Regions from separate parts of the Homo sapiens genome. Here region 2 is linked to region 1. Evidence: read pairs that join two places in POLR2A ChIA-PET (ENCODE). Cell type or tissue: HepG2. All regions are shown on one strand. Each heading gives the region's core, and the rest is flanking DNA. Links, peaks and the distances in the headings are about the cores only.

Region 1 (5,999 bases), core at 469-5,468:
TGGAATGGTCCACAGGTCTTACTGGGAAGAGCAAGGGCTTGAGAGGCAGTACCTGGCAGTGACAGAAAGCAGGGGTGGGGGAGGAGCTCCCAGGGTAGCTAGGGAGTGTTGATCTCATCACAGCCCAGGTCAGGCAGTCCCCAGGTGCCCTAGGCATCCACTGATGTCTGGGGCTCTGCACACGGGCCCAGCAGACCTGCAGGCTCATCCCCATGCCCTCTCCACTCTAGAAGAGTATGCCCCACTTAGGCAGGGGATGGGGACGAGGCCAGCAGCAGACGTGGCATCACGACACTCTAGGGGGACTGCCACCAACCCAGTCACACGTGGCCAAAAACCAACCTATGTGGTGCTTTGCAGAGTCTGGAAGGACCCGCCTGTTAGCCACTGCTGGGTCCCAATGGCCAGTTTTCAGGGTTGCCTATGACTTCATCTCTTGTGTTCAGCTGCTCCTGGATACATGCACCAAGAAGGCTTGGGAGACAGAGTGCATATCGTCTGTCCTGGGTGTGGCATGGAGAGTAGGTGCTGCTTGGGGTGTGCATGCACTGGGGATAGCTGATAAAACAGACAGCTACCCTCTTTACAGTGAGCCGAGATCGAGCCACTGCACTCCAGCCTGGGCGAGAGGGAGACTCCGTCTCAAAAAAACAAACAAACAAACCAACAAAAAGACAGCTACCCTTGAGCAGAATATAAGAAAATCCTGCACTGGATCCTAAATGCACGGCGTTTAATGACACTCACGGTGGAGGGAAACTGTGGAGTCAGATTCCAGAATAATGTCCTGAATTCACCTAAAAGTCATTTTCTTTTCTTTTTTTTTTTTGAGACAGAGTCTCCCTCCATCGCCCAGGCTGGAGTGCAGTGGGGCGATCTCGGCTCACTGCAAGCTCCGCCTCCTGGGTTCACGCCATTCTCCTGCCTCAGCCTCCTGAGTAGCTGGGACTATAGGCGCCCGCCACCACACCCAGCTAATTTTTTCTATTTTTTAGTAGAGACGGGGTTTCATCGTGTTAGCCAGAATGGTCTTGATCTCCTGACCTCGTGATCCGCCCGCCTCGGCCTCCCAAAGTGCTAGGATTACAGGCGTGAGCTACCGCGCCCGGCCTTTTTTCTTTGAGATGGATGCTCGCTCTGTTGCCCATGCTGGAATGCAGTGGTGCTGTTTTGGCTGCAACCTCCACCTCCTGGATTCAAGTCATTCTCCTGCCTCGGCCTCCTGAGTAGCTGGGATTACAGGTGCCTGCCACCATGCCTGGCTAATTTTTGTATTTTTAGTAGAGATGGGGTTTCACCATGTTGGCCAGGCTGGTCTTGAACTCCTGACTTCAGGTGATCCGCCTACCTCAGCCTCCCAAAGTGCTGGGATTACAGGTGTGAGCCATCGTGCCCAGCAGAAAAATGACTTTCTAAGTTTGTGGGCTCAGCTTCTCAACTAAGCTCCTGGGTAGTCCTCCTGGCCCTGGCGGGGGGAACAGAGTCACCCTGCACGTTCTGGGGGCCGCAGGGCTGATTGGGGCCCTGAGCCCATAGAACAAGGAGAGGCAAGCACCCCTATACCTTGTGTGCATGACACGTGTGTGTATGAACATGTTTGAGTGTGAGTGTGTGCCTGAGTGTGAGGCTGTTTTGTGTGTGCACAAGAACATGTTCATGTCAGTGTAGAGGAGTGTGTAGGTGTGTGTCCACACACGTGAAACCTGTGAGCACGAGACGTGCCAGTGTGGATATGCGTGTACATGTGGGTATACGTGTGCATGCATGTGGGCATGCACGAATGAGTATGTACGTGTGAGTGACTGTGTGTACACGCACAAGGGTGTGTGGCCTCTGCGACCCTGTGGTGGCCCTGTCCCTCGCCCACTCCAAGACTCACAGGTTCTGCTGCCAGTCCTGGTAGGAGGCAGCTCCGCAGCACCTCAGCCCGAGCTGGACTTGGTCGAGGAGGAAGCGCAGGTCTGGGTCGTCCTGGTAGTGGGCGATGGCCACACGCAGGGTGTGCTCCAGGCTGTCTTGCAGCGGGCCCCAGAGGGCCACCACCAGGGCCCCCGCCACGGCCTCAAGCACCAGGAAGGCAAGGATGCCCCCAGAGAAGCCACGTAACAGGCAGGTGTTCTCACAGAGGGCGCCCAGGTAGCCAGCCAGGCTCACTGCGCTGACCACCAGCCCTCCCAGTGCCAGCCCCAGCATGGGGTCTGCGGGCAGGGGCCCCCCCAGATCACTTCCCAGAGACCCCTTGACAGCCAGGCCCCAGAGCCCGATGGCCAGGGCCAGCAGCCCCAGCAGGGAGAAGGGGAAGTTGGAGAGGAAGATCAGATACTTGACGCAGCTGCTCCCTGGGGAGAGGGAAGGGGCTGGTCCTTTCTTGGGGGTGCCACTCAAGGCCTGGTGCTTGGTCTCCGGGGGACAGCAGCTGCAGCCCCAGGCCTCCGCCTGGTCCTCCCTGGGCACTGGACCTAGGCAGCCTGAGGTGGGTGGCCTGTGCACAGAGAGGGGCTTCTGGCCTGCAGTTTCCTGCAGAGGGAAGAGGAACAGGGTGAGACCGCATTCACCCAGACTCTGTGACAACTGGTGAGGGGTCAGGGAAGAGCATGGTGGCAGAGCCTTCGAGGGATGGGAGGATGCCGGATGGCGGAGGGCAGCACTGGAGCTCAGAGATGCGGACAGCCAGGGGCAGGGGGCCCTCAGGGCCGTCCCGCTCGGCTGAGCAGCAGAAGGGGCAGTGAGGGTCCCAGCTCTGGTGGGACCCCACCTTTAGAACAGGGTGATGAGCAGACTCTGAAAGGCTGTGGTGAAGACCAAGCAGGGCGGTGCTCAGTGAACACACCCACTCCCTCCTGGTCCTATGCGTGGGTGTCTGCGGCCTCCCCGGGTCAGGGTCGCCCTGGCTTTCCCGCAGCACACAGGCGGGGCTGCGTCCCCAGAGTTTGAAACAGCATCTGCGTGGATCAGTCTGTGTGTGCCTGCAGCATGGAACTTGTGTAGAGGGGCTTCCTCACCAGCCACAGGGGCTGGCCCACATGGCTGCCCTTTTCTTTCCCCTCTGAAACCAGTCCTCACATCCCAGCACCCATTCTTCGGCCCCACCAACGGCCCGCACTGAGTGTGGACACGGCACTGGACCCTGCTGCCGAGGACAGGACAGTGCCCTGCCCAACAGGCTCCCAGGACAGGGAGGAGGGTGCCCAAGAGCCCAGGAAGACCGCCTGGAGGCTGCAGGGCCTTCAGAGGGGACCCCCTGGCCCACTGGCAGGAAAGGCTTGCTGGTCTCTCTCTGTGGGGGAAGAGGCAGCCCCGCAGGTGCCCAGTTCTGCCGGGAAGAGTTTTTTTAAAAAGGAGAATAAGAAGCTATGGCCGGGCTGGACGTTGTGGCTCACGCCTGTCATCCCAGCACTTTGGGAGGCTGAGGTGGGTGGATCACCTGAGGTCGGGAATTCGAGACCAGCCTGAGCAACGTGGAGAAACCTCATCTCTACTAAAAAAAAAAAAAAAAAAAAAATTAGCCGGGCGTGGTGGCACACACCTGTAATCCCAGCTACTTGGGAGGCTGAGGCAGGAGAATCGCTTGAACCCAGGAGGTGGAGGTTGCATGAGCAGGAGGCAGAGGTTGCATGAGCAGAGATCGCGTGACTGCACTCCAGCCTGGGTGACAGAGCGAGACTCCATCTCAAAAACTAAATAAATAATAAAAAGCAGCCATGGCTGTGTGCTGGGCAAGGATCCCATTCCAATCCAGTTTCACCAGGAAGAAGCTGATCACAGCATCAGGCTCTCAGCTCACTGCAGCCTCAAACTCCTGGGCTCAAGCCATCCTTCCTCCTCAGCCTCCTGAGTAGCTGGGACTACAGGCACTGCAACCATGTCCTGGTAATTTTTTTTTTTTTTTTTTTTTTTTGAGACGGAGTCTCGCTCTGTCGCCCAGGCTGGAGTGCAGTGGCGGGATCTCGGCTCACTGCAAGCTCCGCCTCCCGGGTTCACGCCATTCTCCTGCCTCAGCCTCCCAAGTAGCTGGGACTACAGGCGCCCGCCACTACGCCCGGCTAATTTTTTGTATTTTTAGTAGAGACAGGGTTTCACCGTTTTAGCCGGGATGGTCTCGATCTCCTAACCTCGTGATCCGCCCGCCTCGGCCTCCCAAAGTGCTGGGATTACAGGCGTGAGCCACCGCGCCCGGCCGTCCCGGTAATTTTTTAAAATTATTTTTTGTAGGCCGGGCACGGTGGCTCATGCCTGTAATCCCAGCACTTTGGGAGGCCGAGGCGGGTGGATCACGAGGTCAGGAGATCGAGACCATCCTAGCCAACATGGTAAAACCCTGTCTCGACTAAAAAAAATTAGCTGGGTGTGGTGGCATGTGCCTGTAATCCCAGCTACTCAGCAGGCTGAGGCATGTGAATTGCTTGAACCGAGGAGGCGGAGGTTGCAGTGAGCCGAGGTTGTGCCACTGCACTCCAGCCTGGTGACAGAGCGAGACTCTATCTAAATATATATATATATATATATATATATAATATTTTGTAGAGACAGGGTCTCGCTACATTGCCCAGGCTGGTCTTGAACTCCTGGGCTCACGCAATCTTCCCTCCTCAGCCTCCCAAAGTGCTGGGATTACAGGAGTGAGCCACTGTGCCCGGCCCCAGAGGAGGGTTATTTATCACCCCCAAGACCTCAACAAGTCACTAGAAGCAAAAGGACAGGCTGTCAGTGCCTGGTTGGCCAGACTGGGGCCACTGGGGGCCAGAGGCCGTTGGAGGCTGGCTGCAAGGGACATTTGCCTTCACCCCCTCCTGCACCCTGAGCCAAAGATTGCCCCCAAGGCCCTCAGGGAGATCTGGCAGATCCCTTGACCAGAGGCCAGCATGGGGCTGAGAGAACTGCGCAGTGGGGAAGGGGGAGGGGGCTGCCTAGAACCACCCCCCTCAACCCAATCTCAGCATTGAGGTGTGGGGTGGCACCAGGGGCAGGGGTGGGTGTGAACCCAGCCCAGGGACTTCCCTTAGGACTTCAGGGCTGGGGACATCTCCAACCTCAGGGCAAGGCCACTTGGCATGGCTCACCTGGGACAGTAAGGGGCTCCTCTCCCCCTCCTCCATCCTTGACGCTGGAACAGAAAGCCCCCAGCACAGGCGCCGGGAGAGGTTCGCTGGCTCCTCTGTGGCTGGGCTGCTGGGCTGGTCCTGACTGCGGCCCTGGGCTAGTCTGTGAACAGTGCAGCCCTGGGCATGGGAATGGGGGAGGTGCGAGCCCTACCCAGATGCCGGAGTCACAGTTGAGTCATGTGAAGAATCACATTTTAGAGCTTAAGGAGGCCTCTGCTTGTGGAGATATATTTCTCCCCAGCCCTGGCTCTGTGGGTCCCCTAAGCTCAGCGCAGGTGTGACTCAGGCAGGCATGTTTGGGTGCCAGCCTTGTGGCTCTCACTGCAGCCCCCCATGCGGACTTCAGCTCTGCAGGGTCAGCAGCCGCTCCATCAGCTCCCAACCAGGGAATCAGACCCTGGTAAATTGGTTCACAACCCCAATCCCAAGAGACCCATGGGCAGCCCCAGCGCCAATCTATCCCCCGGCTTGTTCACTGCACGAATGAAACAGCGTCCCCCCACCAGATCACCTCCTTGTTTTTGTTTTTGAGACTGAGTTTCGCTCTTGTTGCCCAGGCTGGAGTGCAATGGCGCAATCTCGGCTCACTGCAACCTCGCCTCCCGGGACTACAGATGTACGCCACCTTGCCTCACTCATTTTTGAATTTTTTTTGTAGAGACAGGGTTCTGCTGTGCTGCCCAGGCTGGTCTTGAACCCCTGGACTCAAGTGATTCTCCTGCCTTGGCCTTCCAAAGTGCTGGGATTACAGGCTGGAGCCACTGTGCCCGGACTCAGCCACCAACACTCAGCAGTCCAAAGAGGTGGTCTGGGTGGTGCAGCACAGCAGGCAATGTACTGATGGAGCAGGCAGAGGGTTTCAGGCGCGCGTGAGACGCCTGGGTGGGAGCACACCGG
Region 2 (5,803 bases), core at 467-5,466, 260 kb after region 1:
TGCTGGCAACACAAGCAGGAGCCCTCGGGGCATCCCGCAGGGCACACACCAGGTCGCCCTGGGCTCCCCAAGCACCTCCCAGACCCAGCCCTTGGGTGGGTCCTGGCCCACAAACCCCCACGCCCTGCCCCTGAGATGAGCCCCACCGCCCACCTGCCCTCCAGCCCTGGAGACCTTTCTCCCCCTTGGCCATGGCTCCCATGGGGAGGCTGCAGGCCCTCCCTGGGCTGGACCAGAGGGGACAGACTGTCTCTCCCCTGCGACTTCTGGGGGCACTGGAGTCCTTGGCCTGGTTACCTTCAGCATTTATAGCCCTCCAGTGAGTTATTCCTCGGAGTTCTCACAGAGCAGCATGCGCCTGCGGCAAAGCCCTCACCTCCAGCCCCTGGACCACCTGACTGCTGCCTCCCGCCTGGCGCCAAACACGGCCACCGCCTCTTTTGTTAACAGGACAGTTGATCCATTAAATTAAAAATCATTCAATAGATTCATTTTTTTTTTCTGGCCTGAACAAATACGTATTCCATCTCAATTCATGAAGCATCAGTACCCGCTGCAGGGGTAATTCCCCAGGCGGGAGAGGAGTTTCGGGGAAAGTGCCCCCAAAGGGAGACTCCCCAGAAATCCCTTTCCAAGCAGCCAAGGCAGGCAGGCCAGAGGAGCCTGCCCCGGGCCAGGGCCCAGACCCACGCAGCCGCCCGCTCTCCCGGCCACTTCCGCCGGGGCCTTTCCGAGCGAAGTCCATTAGGGCCGGGTCTCTGCGCCTCCCCTACCCGGGGTCCGGGCAATACGCAGCCCCGACCACCGTCCTCGGCCCGGGGGAAGCGCAGACACACACTGGAGGCATTTTCTTCCCTCCGGAATTGATTGGTTTTTGTTTTTGTTTTAATAGCAGGACTTTTCCAAGCAAAAAGTCTCCTGAGGCGGGTGGTAAAAAAATCAAAGCCTCTACATCCAAGCCCGGAACAAAAGCCCTTTGGAAATCCCGCGGCGGGGCCGGGCGCGGGCGGATGCGGCGGGAGGGGCGGCCGAGCGCGCCCGGGACCCGCGTCGGGAGAAGCCGCGCAGCGCCTACCGCGGAGGTCGAGTCTCGGCGGCCCCACCTGCTCCGGAGTCGGCCCTGTCCCTCCGTCTGGGGAGGCGGCCGGAGGCGCCATCACCGCAAATTTATGGCCCGGGTGACGCGCTTCCTACTCCCACAGTGGGGCCCGGTGACATTAAACAGAAAATTGACGAGAGCGGAGCGAAACCGAATCCGTTTCCCTCCAGGCCCGTCCCCCTCGCTTTTCGGGGAGGGGACCAGGGACGGGAGGAAGGGCGTCCCTGAGTTTGTGCGCTCGGGAGCCCGTGCTGGAGGCTTCTCCCAGATTCCAGAGCCCAGGCAGCGTGCTGGGGGCGCGCGACCCCGCCCGGACCGCACCCCTTCGCCGGCCGCATTTCGGGCGGAACCTCGGCTCGCGTTCCACGCGCTCGGGGCGACCAGGCAGAGTGGGGCCCCGCACCCGGGTCGCTCCCGCTCGGAGGGCCCAGGCCGGATGAGGCTCCGACGCGCCCTCGGCCCTCCCTCCGCGCCCCAGCTCCGGGGAGCGCCCCGCTGCCTCCAGCACAGCGGGGGAGGGAGGACCCCGGCTGCCCAGCCCCCACCCTCGCCGCCGCGCCCCGCCCCCGGCCGGCGCAAGTGGGAGAAGAGAGCGAGTGACGAGCGGGGCGCGCCTGGGTGGCTGCCGGGGGTCGCTCCTCTGGCCTCGAGCGCCCCCTCCCTCCGCCCCCCGGCGCCTCCTGGCACCGAACCCGCCGCGCCGCCGCGTCCTTAAAAGCGCCGCCTGCTTTGCTGGCCTTTGGGCGCGCGGCAGGGAAGGTCACGCCGGGGTGGGGTCGGTGGCGCGGGGACAGCGACACTGCCGGGCGCCGGCATACCCCCTACCCCCGCCTCCGCCCCTCCGGGCACTTGCCGCCGCCCTGCAGGCCTGGGTCTTGCCGCACTTGTTCTGTCGTGCTGGGGCACACGGAGCCAAGACCAGAGCCGGCGCATGTGCTTGTCAGAGAGGAATCCAGGGAGCCCTGTGGGGGCTGCTTGGGGAAATGAGGCTGTCATCCCCGCGCCCCAGGTGCTCAACGGGGAGGATAAAGGAGCCCTGGCCTGCGGGAGGCAGCCCCAGGGGACGGACGGAGCCCTGGTTCAGAGCCCAGAGAGGGCATTGGAGGGCCAGGCCTCAGCCAACTCCATTTCTCCCCTCTCTGGCCTGCGTGGGCATCGGGGGCATGGTGGGTACCAGATCCTACCCTGCCTGCTCAACCCTCTAGACAGCCTGGGACACAGAGGGCATGGTGGCCATGCCCATTTTACAGATGAGCAGAAGGAGACTGTGAGAGCAAATAACGTGCCCTTGTTCACACTGAGGGCCTGGGTGCGTAGGCTCTGGATTCTTCTGGAAAACTAGTACTAGGGTTGGCTGACTTTTGGGCCTGGGACAACCCTAAGACTCCTGGCTGGGGCAGACATGATGCGTCCCGACTTCTGCCTTGTAGACCAGGAGCAGAACAAAATGGGCCTCATGACCAGCCATTGGGCGTCTTGGCCACAGCACCCACGGAAAGATGTGTCAGGGTCCAGCTCTTCCTGGGAAGCCCCTCCGAATGCTCCCGGCCAGCCTGTTTCTCTGGGATGAGGCCCCAGCAAGGCAGATCGCAGCCTGCAGCCGGGAGGAACTGCTAATATATGGCAAGAGTCTGGAAACCAGATTCCAAAAGGTCACGTTGGACTGGAACCAACAAGATTACGTTGAACAGGCTGGATGTGAACCTCCACTTTCAGGTTCAAAAATCAGTTGTAAAAATGCAGGCAGCTTCCCACTGAAGACTTGCTGGGCCAAGCTGCAGCTGTCTGCACCACTCAGGCAGTTCATCCACGCCCTGTCTCCCCAGCACAGGCCCTCTTGTGCATTTCCCTGAGCCCCAGCAGCTGAGCCTGCGCCCTGGGGTGGGAGTGGGGGATCCCGGGATGTCTGACCCGCTGTCTCTGATGTCAGGCCGGCTGGGGGAGGGGATGCAGCTGGAGACAGCAGAGAATGGGGTCCTTGTGCCACTGTCATCAGGCCCGGAGCTTCCATGAACACGGCTTTGTCTGCACCCATACCCCGTGGTGACCACGGGACCAGGGGATCAGTGGGCCTCTGAACAAGAGGGGCGTGCAGAGCGGCTTTTTGGCCTCAGTTAACTCTTAAATGGGTGTCAGAGGCACTGTCTTCCCCTAGCTATGCGCCTCGTGCCTGGGAGCCTTAGGGCCACACGGAAGGGTAGAAATCAGTTTCAGGTCAGGAGGTCTGGAACAGCTTTGTTAAACCCAGTTTTTTTCCTATGAAAATGGCTGCAGACACTGGGGGAGGGAGAGGGTGGCCCTGATCCCGATGACTCTGAAACATGCTTGGCCTTCCCCAGAGATTCCTGCTCCCAGCCCAGGCCCAGACGGCAACAGAAGCTCATGGTGAGTTCACCCCGGTCCTGGTCTGGCACCTCATTGCTGGGGAGGTCTCGGCAGTCCAGAGGAGGTAGCCCCCACCCTGGGCATCCATCCGCCCAGGCCCCAGCCTCCGCGGGAAGACCCAATTACAGAAGAGAGAAGTATGTGGAGACCCTTGGCTGAGGTTGGGGGTCCTGGAAGCTGGAGGTAGTGTTCCTGGGTATAGCATGATGGGTTGATGGGTGGGTTTTATTCTCTTTTTAAGGATTTTTTATATTTTTCAAATTTCCCTTTTGAAATGTATTCATTTTGCAATCAGAAAACAAAACAGGCCAGGCGTGGTGGTTCACACCTGTAATCCCAGCACTTTGGGAGGCTGAGGCGGGTGGATCACCTGAGGCCAGGAGTCCAAGACCAGCCTGGCCAACTTGGTGAAACCCCGTCTCTACTAAGAATACAAAAATTAGCCAGGCGTGGTGGTGGGCACCTGTAGCCCCAGCTACTTGGGAGGCTGAGGCACGAGAATCGCTCGAACCCAGGAGGCGGAGCTTGCAGTGAGCTGAGATCGCGCCACTGCACTCCAGCCTGGGCAACAGAGAGAGACTCTGTCTCAAAAAAAAGAAAACAAAACAAACCAGTGAACACTACTCCAAACAAATGTCCAGGCCCAGAGATCAGAGGCTGCAAGGTGGGCTCTGTCCCCATGTCCCCAGCCACACTGCTGGGGAACCCACAGGGTGCCAGGTCCCCTCAGCCCTGTCCCTGCCCCACAGGCCCCTGGAGTGATTGTAGGCTCTAGACTGCCTCAGTTTGCCCCCAGCCTCCCCTAGGTGCCCGGGGAGCCACTGGCCAGCCTCCGGTCGCACTCCACTCAGGGCTTGACGGGGAAACAGAAACCAGCCTTGAACGCCTTCCCACGCCCCAAAACGCCAGGGTGCACAGTGAGGGGAGCCCTGGTCAGATGGCACAGATGGCATTCCTGCCCGCGAGAGGCCCAGGACCCCGGGGAGCCAGAGGGGCAGGGTGCCCGCAGCGTCCAGGCAAATGGGCCCAGGCCCCCCGACACCCAGCTGAGGCCAGCTTCCCCCAGAGCGGTTTGGAGCCCTGCCCTGGAGAGGGGGCAGCTCGCCCAGCGTGGGGGTGATGCCACCAGGTGGTGAGGCTGCTGGGCAGGGCTGGACCCCCTTTTAGACTCCCCTTCCGATTTCTGTGTCCCTGAGTCTTGCCCATGCTACAGCCTAACCCTGCCGTGGCCAAGGGACAGCGGGGCAACAGTGCCCTCCCCGAGCTTGCCCTGGGACAGCCGCCTCACTCGGAGGAAGCTGGGTTTTGCCGAATTTTCTGCATGATGGGGCTCCGTGGGCTGGGGGCCACTTGCCTCCCTGCACCCGTCCCAGGACCCCAGGCTGCAAGCTGGAAACCCCATGGGGGCGAGTGGAGCCCTGGGACTCCACAGGAGAGGGTCCTCTGTGACAAGAGGCTCCAGGGGACACAGGCTTGCGAACATGGGGGCTGGGGTGGGGTCAAGGTATGAACAGCGCAGGCCTAGAAGCCTCAGACTCTGAGGGGCAGGAAAGAGTCCCCAAAACGGAATCAGAGGAGGAGCCCGGGGTGGGGGGAGGAGGAAAGGGGCGCAGTGGGCGCTGCCATCCCTCCTTGGGGCACATTTCTTCCCGCCCTGACCAAGAGGAAGGGACCCTCCTTCCTCCAGAAAGGACTTCTCCGAGCCCAGGACACACGAGGAAAGCGAGGCTCAGTCACCAGGAAGCCCTCACTCTCCGTCAAGGCCACCAAACGGGAAGAAGGGGAGCCAGGATTTGATCCCAGGCTTCCCTCCCAGCCTGCACGCTGCTGCACTACCCAACCCTGAGGACCCCAAGAACCTCTGAGAATGTGGGATTTTGGTTCTGAGCCTCCACGGGGCCCGTTGGTGGCCTCTGGTTCAGGACAACCAGAATTGGCCCAGACAGCCAAGCAGCCAAGGGGCAGGCTTTGTAGAGTGTGGGGGTCTGTCCTCCCTCATGGCCAGAAGCAGATCCCACCCCTCAAATGCAGGTGGGGTGGGGCAGGGGCTCCGGCTCCGTCATCTGGGCTCCAGTGAGGCTGCCCGCTCCTGCTCACCTGCACAGGAGGCTGAGGGTGGGGCCCTGGGGGAGGGGCTGCCCCAGGCTGTAGTGCCTGGGAGAGCTGGGGGTGGGGAGGGGACAGGCAGGGGGCAGGCAGATGGCCTTCCTGCTTGGCCCTCGCTGCCAGGTCTTGCTGCCTCCTCCTGTTGGGTGATTTAGATCATTATAGACCTGAGGTCCCACCAGGTGCATTGGCTCATGCCTGTAATCCCAGCAC

Evidence for each region. Peaks named below come from ENCODE experiments on the same cell type or tissue, not always from the same donor. Only the 100,000 strongest peaks of a DNase experiment are listed, where the experiment ranks them.
Region 2: POLR2A ChIA-PET joins it to region 1 with 5 read pairs; 2 of 35 experiments call an interaction of 5 or more read pairs at or near these places.

What each region holds. Positions count from the first base shown.
Region 1 is chr17:81,641,510-81,647,508 of GRCh38, reverse strand. TSPAN10 (tetraspanin 10) reads right to left here. Exons shown (of 4, transcript NM_001290212.2): 2 at 5,061-5,202; 3 at 1,880-2,517. The coding sequence starts at 5,096. Among named protein-coding and RNA genes, the nearest start is that of TSPAN10, 7.3 kb to the right of the region's middle. In HepG2, for the core only: no CTCF peak of the experiment used is centred there; no DNase peak of the experiment used is centred there; H3K27me3 peaks cover 1,269 bases.
Region 2 is chr17:81,382,810-81,388,612 of GRCh38, reverse strand. LINC03048 (long intergenic non-protein coding RNA 3048) reads left to right here and starts at 3,231. Exons shown (of 4, transcript NR_164137.1): 1 at 3,231-3,484. RefSeq lists enhancers at 1-110, 111-670, 2,055-2,623. In HepG2, for the core only: no CTCF peak of the experiment used is centred there; DNase peaks (open chromatin) are centred at 1,277, 1,964, 2,822 and 3,042; H3K4me3 peaks cover 1,826 bases; H3K27me3 peaks cover 4,431 bases.